Regions from separate parts of the Homo sapiens genome. Here region 2 is linked to region 1. Evidence: chromatin loops called from intact Hi-C (ENCODE). Cell type or tissue: heart left ventricle. All regions are shown on one strand. Links, peaks and the distances in the headings refer to the core of each region. The heading gives the core; the rest is flanking DNA.

Region 1 (4,000 bases), core at 1-4,000:
TCACAGTATATACAACAGGCAGCGGATTGTCTATTGTTTGTTGTTCCAACTTCTGCTGTCGAGAAGTTTAAACAGAAAGCAGGAGTAATGTGCCGATTCTGAAGTTGCCACAAAAAATAAGACACTGGTGAATGAGAGTATAATTGTTTTTCTTCTATTTAATGTAAAAATCTGTGATATATTATATTTAAAGTGTTGCATTTAAGATGAGTATTTTACCAGAGTGTTTCCATTCATATCCGCGGTATGGAGGATTTGAGGAACAGTAACCAGGATGTGAATGATTTTGTTACATCAGTGTTCACTGTAGCCACCTAAGTAGGACATTATATGATTTCAGAATCAATATGTGGAACTTCTTTAAGCATTCAGTGTGCCCACTAAATGCCAGCCACACCTCCACTTGCCTCTTATTGTCTTATTTTTATATATTTTTCTAAATATATGTATATATACAGTACATAGAAAATAGAACTTTTATTTTGTGACCTAAGGACGATGGTGAAAAGATCACGTTTTCAAAACAATCTGGTGATCAGAATGTTCATATACCAGCTGGTTTCTGAAGAGGTCAGAATGATCTTTCTCCATACTGACTTTTAACAATGTTGATCATTGAGGCTAAATTAATATATATGAAATATTCCTTTTTGATGACACCACAAAATTGTTGAACAGTTTAAGAATTTCAACCTTAATCTTGGATCCCTTTACCTCATATGGAAGAACTTGAGGGACATTAGTATACTTTTTTTTAAGATGGAGTCTTGCTCTGTCACCCAGGTTGGAGTGCCATGGCATGATCTTGGCTCACTGCAACCTCCACCTCCTGGGTCAAGCCATTCTGCTTCAGCCCCAAGTAGGTGGGACTCCAGGCATGCACCACCATGCCTGGCTAATTTTTGCATTTTTAGTAGAGACAGGGTTTCACCATATTGGCCAGGCTGGGACTCGAACTCCTGACCTTGTGATCTGCCCGCCTCAGCCTCCCAAAGTACTGGGATTATAGGCATGAGCCACCACGCCCAGCCTGTTATTTTTTTATTATTATTGTTTTTTTTTAGTGACAGAGTCTCATTCTGTTGCCCATGCTGGAGTGCAGTGGCGTGATCATAGCTCACTGCAGCCTTGAATTCCTAGGCTCCAGTGATCCTCTCACCTCAGCTTCCCTAATAGCTAGGATTACAGGTGTGTGGCCTCCCACCCCACCCCACCCTTCACACCTGGCTGATTTTTCAAAAAGTTTTTTTGTAGAAACAGGGTCTCACCATGTTGTCCAGCCTGGTCTCAAACTCCTGTCCTCAAGTGATCCTCCCACCTCAGCCTTTCAAAGTGCTGGAATTACAGGTGTGAGCCACTCTGCCTGGCCTACCACTAACTTGAATACATTCAGAATCACCTCCTCTCCCCAAAATTTGTAGAAATAGTTTTTGAGGAAGCCAAAAGCAAAGCAGAAACCTTTACAGTATTGTTTCTTTTCTCTTTGTTAACTGTGTCATTACAGCAAAATACTAGCAGTCTGCCTAAACATGTTCATTGTACATTTCTCAGGCTATCAATGAATGGAGGTTTTTAAAAAGTTGAATATTTGTCTGAACATTTTATTTCAAAGTTCAAAAAAACAGAGGCTGCAAAATTCATTTTATAATGGCTATTTTGTGACGATAAGATGTAGTTCATGTTTTTCTGTAGCACTGGGCCCAAATATTCTTTGTAAAGAAAATCGCTGCAGCAAAAACTGTTACTGTGTTTATTATATTTGTAGAAGTATTAGAAAAATATTCTATTTTTTATTCAGTGCTGCGTAATTACCCATGGTAGCCAACCCTACAAAAGACAGGTTTTCACAAATTGAGGTGGAGGTGGGCGGTTCAGTATCTGCCACTGGACTTGATTATAAACTGTATTTGAATATCAGTGGTATTATCTTTTAAGTTGTCAGCAAGTTACCAAGGTATTCATTAAAGAACTTGTAATATCAAATTACTATTTATTCATAACAATTGATTTGATGCTAATAATAATTTTCTTTAAACTCTACCATTCATTATGTGGTAACTGTATTGAACTTACTTTATTTGGATTTTATTTTAATGTGACTAGATGTCACCACTTCAAAAAATCAATTTGTTCTTAGAACCTGGTTGAAAATACCAGGAAACTGTTACAGACGCCATTTTTTTTTTTTTTGAGACGGAGTCTTGCTCTGTTGCCCAGGCTGGAGTGCAGTGGCACAATCTCAGCTCACTGCAAGCTCCGCCTCCTGGGTTCACGCCATTCTCCCACCTCAGCTTCCCAAGCAGCTGGGACTACAGGTACCTGCCACCACGCCTGGCTAATTTTGTTTTTGTATTTTTAGTAGAGACGGGGTTTCACCGTGTTAGCCAGGAAGGTCTCAATCTCCTGACCTCGTGAATCGCCCCCCTCGGTCTCCCAAAGTGCTGGGATTACAGGCGTGAGCCACCATGCCCGGCCCAAATATTTTTTATTCAGGATGGTATAACCTAACTGATAATAGGTAATAAGGTTAAATTTTTTTATGACGTATTTTATTTACAAATATCATACACTGCTGGTGTTACCATATGAAAGGAAATAAAGTCAATTGATAATTGCCTCATTTTTATTGCCCTTATTTCATTTTCCGTTGTTCATAGTAACAGGCTTTGTTTCTGACATAGAAAATAACACAATCTCTTTATAAACTGCCATAAATTTGTTCGAATGGAGTTTATAATGTGTATCAACAGATAGGAATTTGAGGCCTTTGTTTGAGAAGCTTTTGTAGGAAAAGAAGCAACTGAGCTGGGGAATGAAGAATCATGGCAGAAGGTAAAAGAAACAAAAACAAACAAAAAAAGAAAATAGGAAAAGCAAATGGAAATGACTCACCTAGAGATTGGAAGAAGTTAGTTGTAGAAAGAGGTGTATGGATATTTAAAAAACTAACATAGGGCTGGGTGCAGTGGCTCATGCCTATAATCCCAGCACTTTGGGAGGCCGAGGCGGGAGGATTGCTTGAGCCTAGGAGATTGAGACCAGCCAGGACAACATGGTGAAACCCCACCTCTACAAAAAATACACAAAAATTAGCCAGGTGTGGTGGTATACACTTGTAGCCCCAGCTACTCAAGAGGCTGAGGTGAGATCACCTGAGCCCAGGGAGGTTGAAGCTGCAGTGAGCCATGATTGCGCCACTGCACTCCAGCCTGGGTAGCAGAGTGAGACCCTGTCTCAAAAAACAAAAACAAAAAGAACTAACGTGCTATTTTTACTTCAACTAAAACTTGGAAAGAGGAAACATGTTGGAAGAGATTACCAAAGATTAAAAGTAGAGTGAATATAACCTAGATAGAACAGATGTTTTGTGTGAAATTTAGTATCTTTAACTTAATAAACCAGCAGGAACTGTATGAACACAACACACCCAACTGACAAACAGAGAGAACTAACATGTTTATTTAGCTGTATGTATATATGCTTAACTACACCCGAGGAAGCTGTAGAGTTAGAAAAACATGAACCATTAACAGATGTGGCCTCCCTGCAGAACTTTTACTTTGAAAAAGAAGTACGTCTGAACCAGATTCACATGTTTGATATTTGGATGCAGAGAAAATGGGGCAGAAAGCATCGCAACAGTTGGCTCTGAAGGACAGCAAAGAGGTGCCCGTCGTCTGTGAGGTGGTCAGTGAAGCTATAGTCCATGCAGCTCAGAAACTGAAGGAGTACCTTGGATTTGAATATCCTCCAAGTAAACTCTGCCCAGCTGCAAATACTCTGAATGAGATCTTCTTAATCCATTTCATCACTTTCTGCCAAGAAAAGGGAGTTGATGAGTGGCTGACCACCACCAAGATGACCAAGCACCAAGCCTTCCTGTTTGGTGCAGACTGGATTTGGACCTTTTGGGGATCCAACAAGCAAATAAAGCTTCAGCTCGCAGTACAGACTCTGCAGATGTCTTCACCTCCTCCTGTGGAATCTAAGCCTTGTGACC
Region 2 (5,740 bases), core at 758-4,757, 380 kb before region 1:
GGAGTCTCGTTCTGTCACCAAGCTGGAGTGCAGTGACGCAATCTCGGCTCACTGCAACCTCCGCCTCCCGGGTTCAAGCGATTCTCCTGCCTCAGCCTCCTGAGTAGCCGGGACTACTGGTGTGTGCCACCATGCCTGGCTAATTTTTTGTATGTTTAGTAGAGACGGGGTTTCACCGTTTTAGCCAGGATGGTCTCAATCTCCTGACCTCGTGATCCACCTGCCCTGGCCTCCCAAAGTGCTGGGATTACAGGCGTGAGCCACTGTGCCCGGCCCTGCTTACTACTTTTAACTTTAAAAATCACACTAGTGCCCTAAATTTATGTGACAAAGCCAGGATCCTAGGCTGGGTAGAGATTCTGGTTAAAAAGTTGTTAGACTGATTCTTGCTCTACCTCAGAGGCCTCAGCTTCACGTAATATACCTGTTGACCTCACCTTTTCAGACCTAAAGATATAAGCTAAAATAAACTATTTCTTGAGGTTCTCCATATTTGATGAGAATACGAACATTCATACATGTATCAAATCTTCTGAAACTCCATCTTTCCTTCATTAACTGTTATGGATGGATAAGTGTAAGAGATGAGTTTAACAAATGTGTGATGTATTTACAATTATTTTTTTCAAAAATATATTCATCTAGGTGGCCCATATCCGAGCAGAAAGAGATATTTTGGTAGAAGCAGATGGTGCCTGGGTGGTGAAGATGTTTTACAGTTTTCAGGATAAGAGGAATCTTTATCTAATCATGGAATTTCTCCCTGGAGGTAAAAGCAAACATTGTATCAATGACAGACTGATACAAGCACATCTTTATATGCAACAATAATTTTATTGGTGAGGTTTACTTTTATATTCTTTGCTCTGAGGCTTTACATAGTCACAGTTTAAAAATATTTACTACCATATTGATGCTCATTTTTACCACAAAACAGATTGTTTTGAAGGAATTATAAAGTTAGCACATTTTAAATATTACCGTTCTGGGTTCACTGTATATAATTAGGTTGTTATAAGTTGTGTTAGTTTATTTTATGTTGTTACAAAAAATACCTGAGACTGGATGGGCGCAGTGGCTCACGCCTGTAATCCCAGCACTTTGGGAGGCCGAGGCGGATGGATCACGAGGTCAGGAGATCAAGACCATCCTGGCTAACAAGGTGAAACCCCGTCTCTACTAAAAATAAAAAAAATTAGCTGGGCGCAGTGGCGGGCGCCTGTAGTCCCAGCTACTTGGGAGGCTGAGGCAGGAGAATGGTGTGAACCCGGGAGGCGGAGCTTGCAGTGAGCCGAGATAGCGCCACTGCAGTCCGGCCTGGGCGAAAACAGCGAGACTACGTCTCAAAAAAAAAAAAAAAAAATACCTGAGACTGTGTAATTTATAAAGGAAAGAGGTTTAATCATTGCTCAGCAAAGAGGGCAAGGGGAAAAGAATGGCAATGGAGGGCAAAGAATTCTGGGTTTTGTTTTGTTTTGTTTTAATTTTTATTTTTTGAGATGAAGTCTCGCTCTGTTGCCTAGGCTGGAGTGCAGTGGTGTGATCTTGGCTCACTACAACCTCTGCCTCCCGGGTTCAAGCGATTCTCCTGTCTCAGCCTCCTGAGTAGCTGGGATTACAGGTGCCCACCACCATGCCCAGCTAATTTTTTTTGTATTTAGTAGAGACGGGGTTTCACCATGTTGGTCAGGCTGGTCTCAAACTCCTGACCTCAAGTGATCCACCCACCTCAGCCTCCCAGAGTGTTGGGAATACAGGCGTGAACCACTGCCCCTGGCTCCCTATTTTTTTTAAAGCCTCAAAAAATATATGAAAAAAATGTAATCAGTTGTCAATTCTGTGTTGTAAGTGCACCAGTGTTTACAACAGTTAAAACTGTTAAAACTTTTAAAATTCCTTGAAAATAAAAGAATGTCTGCAGGTGCCTTTTTTAGTGGGATAATGTCCCACTAAACTCTAAAAGAATATATTTCGTTTCCAGGTGCACTTATTCTGATTTTTTTGCAGTTTGACATTTTCCTCAGCAGTTAATTCTAGAAGTTGAGTGGTAGATATTACTTCATTATCAGCTCTTTTGTGATTTGATTTCACATGGTCTCTGCCTTAAAACCATTAAAAGTCATGAAACTTCTGCTATGCAATAGCACTTTTATTTGTCCCAAGATGTGGTTAGAAATATACTGGGTAGATCATAAAATGCAAACTCAGGAAAGCTAGCTGGGCATGGTGGCTCATGCCTGTAATCCCAGTACTTTGGGAGGCCAAGGCAGGCAGATAGCTTGAAACCAGGAGTTTGAGACCAGCCTGGCCAACATGGCAAAACCCCATCTCTACTAAAAATACAAAAATTAGCTGGGTGTGGTGGTGCACACCTGTAATCTCAGCTACTTGGGTGGCTGAGGCATGAAAACTGTTTGAACCCAGGAGGCGGAGGTTGCAGTGAGCCATGATCACACCACTGCACTCCAACCCAGGCAACAGAGTGAGACTCTGTCTCCAAAAAAAAAAAAAAAAAAGTAAAAAAAGCAGGAAAGCTTTTACAAGGTATTCCACCTTTGAGGCATTTTCAATAATAATATATTTGACTATCCTTTATTTAGGTGACATGATGACATTGCTAATGAAGAAAGACACCTTGACAGAAGAGGAAACACAGTTCTACATTTCAGAGACTGTTCTGGCAATAGATGCGATCCACCAGTTGGGTTTCATCCATCGGGATATTAAGCCAGACAACCTTTTATTGGATGCCAAGGCATGTGAATAAACTGGTGAATTACTAGGCTGTTGATTATTTTTTAGAGCAGTAGGGCTGATTTTGTGAATGGAAATCAGCAACTGCAATTTAGAATATTGCTAAACAACATTATATGATAAGGTACTAGGAGAGGACTTGGGAATTAAATGACAACAGGGAATATGGCTCTCTTTTTATCTCCCTCCATTTTCTACTTTTAAAAATCATCATCAGATACTTAAAATTTTACATTTTACGTGTATAAATCCCAAGCTAAGAATTTTTATTATAATTGCCATTTAATAGAGGAGTTTATAACAAGGCTTTTTGTTTTCAAAGTTAATATGATCTAATTTTACTGGATTTTTTTTTAGGGTCATGTAAAATTATCTGATTTTGGTTTATGTACGGGATTAAAGAAAGCTCACAGGACTGAATTTTATAGAAATCTCACACACAACCCACCAAGTGACTTCTGTAAGTTTGGTTGTTGTTTTTCTTCTTTCCCCTGGTTAAGATACTGTAGAGAACAGAAGGTTCTTTCCCTTTCCCCACTCCTTAATCCACTGTGTTTTAGATGTATATGTATTTTCTTTTTGTGGAGAGCATTTTTCCCTCGTGATTACAATTCCATATTGTTGAAATTAGCATTTCAGAACATGAACTCAAAGAGGAAAGCAGAAACTTGGAAGAAGAACAGGAGACAACTGGTGAGTCAACCAGTTTTTAAGAGAATTTTATGCCTTGGTTCTAAAATCTTACCTGGTTTTAACTTGATTATTTTTATCTTTATAATAATTAGTATTTACTTCATAACAATGGTAGCGCTTGCTCTGGGATCACACAGTTTTCTTAGTTTCTCTGTTAAGTTTCCTTGCCTGTAAAGCAAAGTGTTGGTTTTTACTTTGTAACTTTAGAGTAGTTTACTGAGCATACCTACAAGTAAGCTGTTTACTAGTAATTAGCACTTTAAATAAAACTCACTGAGGTGAATGCAATTGTAATGAATGCCTTGTGATTTCCATTTTTCCATTTTTCATAACTGTGTTACAAATCCTGATACAACAAATATCAATCAGCAAGTAAGGTGGTTGTGAGTTTCTAAAAACTTCTTTATAGACAAAGTAAACAGGAAGTTTGGGATGTAAACAGTGTTACAATAAAACAGATAAAATTTGAAAAAGCTGGCTTTGCCACAGATAAATTTAATTACTCCTTTAATATAGAATTACATTATTTTTAACCCCATACTATTTCCTTTCTATAACTGAGCAAATAGAAGAATTGCTTCCCCTTTCTCCTCTTTCCCTTTGTCCTGTTAACATGGTCCATCAACAGTCTACAGGTTAAGAATGTGCCTTAGGATTTTCTTTTTCTCATTTCTTATAAAATGCCTGGCACATACGGACACTCTATAAATACTTGTTCAACCAAATGATGAAAGGAAAACTAATTCAGCATTCCCTCAGGAAAGTAAACAGACTGAAAAATAATAGGCTAATACCCTCTAAAACCAAATAAAATGACCTTTGCATTATTGAGCTTATTATCTCATTAACCTAAGTAACTGCAAAAACTTGTAAAACATTTCAGTATTTTTAAATGTATTGAGTTACACATTAAGGAGAAAAACTTTGTTCTACTTTTAAAATGTGTCCATTTTAGATCAGGTTTTGCAATTGAGAATAATTGCAATATTCCCTATTTTTAAAGGGGAAAAACTGAATACTGCTCAAAATTATGGTGGGGGAATTCTGTACCCCCCTATTTACAAAATATTCATGGGTGATTACTCAGGTGTGTGTTTTATTATTCTCATGGCCAGTAGTTGCCAAGCCTTAGATCGAGTGTTTCCCAAGGGAGAAGTAGAGAGGACTCAGTGTTTGGGGCAGGAAATTTCTTTAGCACCTGGATCCCCTGCCCTGTAAATGCCAGTTATGTCACTGAGATGACAAAATCTGTGGTCCTACATTTTGCCATGGCCCCAAGAGTACTACCCCTGGTTGAGAATTACTGCCTTGTAGAAATCATTTTTGTAAGATTTTATATGAATTAAGAATTAAAAACTGCATAGCTTCCTAAAGGATAAGCAGTACCCTGGAATTACATTTATAATGAAAATACCTCATGCTTATTTTTGTAGTTTGTAGTTTACAAAACACATGCCGTTTATTGTTTCATCTTCATATCAACTCTATTAGGGCAGGTATTATTATTCTAGTTTTATGTAAGCAGAAGCTGAGCCTCAGAGAAATTGAATAATTTGCCCAAGAACACATTAGTAGTGAGTGGGGAAGCCAGGTCTTCTAGGTTCAACTTTTTCATTCTTTTTGAAATAGACTGAAGGCTATATATATAAATAACTTAACTGAGCTTCTTGTGGGGGCAGAAATGATATATTCTTATAAAATGCCTGGCACATATGGACACTCTATAAATATTTGTTCAACTAAGTGATGAAAGGAAAACTAATTCAGCATTCCCTCAGGAAAGTAAATAGACTGAAAAATAGTAGTCTATAACATATTATCTGACTCACTACCTACCACTAAGCCTTGCACATGATAAACATGCAAAATAAATACAAGTGAAAATTTAACTCCTCTATATATTGCTTTTTCCAGTAGTAAGCCATCCTCAGATAGATATTTTTTAAATGTTAAGAATGCTGGTTTGACGAGTTGCTCCTTTGTAGGCATATTCCACAGTTGGGACACCAGATTACATTGCTCCAGAAGTATTCATGCAGACTGGTTACAACAAATTGTGTGACTGGTGGTCTTTGGGAGTGATTATGTATGAAATGCTAATAGGTATGTTTTATCATTCATTTATGTACAAAATATATACATTTCCTTGAGTGCCATTGTTTGAACATATTACAGATATCATTGACTAAAATATTTGAAGTCTTTTAAGCTTAATTCTGATGTTCCCCCAATGTTAAATACATACTGATCAATACCAGTGAGCTCCCCACGGATCCTGTTTCAGGAAGGTGGG

Evidence for each region. Hi-C counts contacts between places; a loop is a spot of excess contacts. Peaks named below come from ENCODE experiments on the same cell type or tissue, not always from the same donor. Only the 100,000 strongest peaks of a DNase experiment are listed, where the experiment ranks them.
Region 2: it touches region 1 in a loop (3-fold over the local background); 4 of 110 quality-filtered maps call a loop at or near these places.

What each region holds. Positions count from the first base shown.
Region 1 is chr12:27,692,945-27,696,944 of GRCh38, forward strand. PPFIBP1 (PPFIB scaffold protein 1) reads left to right here. Exons shown (of 30, transcript NM_003622.4): 30 at 1-2,620. REP15 (RAB15 effector protein) reads left to right here and starts at 3,503. Exons shown (of 1, transcript NM_001029874.3): 1 at 3,503-4,000. The coding sequence starts at 3,619. The region is part of intron 3 of MRPS35-DT (MRPS35 divergent transcript); the gene reads right to left. In heart left ventricle, for the core only: no CTCF peak of the experiment used is centred there; no DNase peak of the experiment used is centred there.
Region 2 is chr12:27,311,904-27,317,643 of GRCh38, forward strand. STK38L (serine/threonine kinase 38 like) reads left to right here. Exons shown (of 14, transcript NM_015000.4): 6 at 646-769; 7 at 2,601-2,755; 8 at 3,112-3,214; 9 at 3,386-3,447; 10 at 5,433-5,550. Among named protein-coding and RNA genes, the nearest start is that of BMAL2, 18 kb to the right of the region's middle. In heart left ventricle, for the core only: no CTCF peak of the experiment used is centred there; no DNase peak of the experiment used is centred there.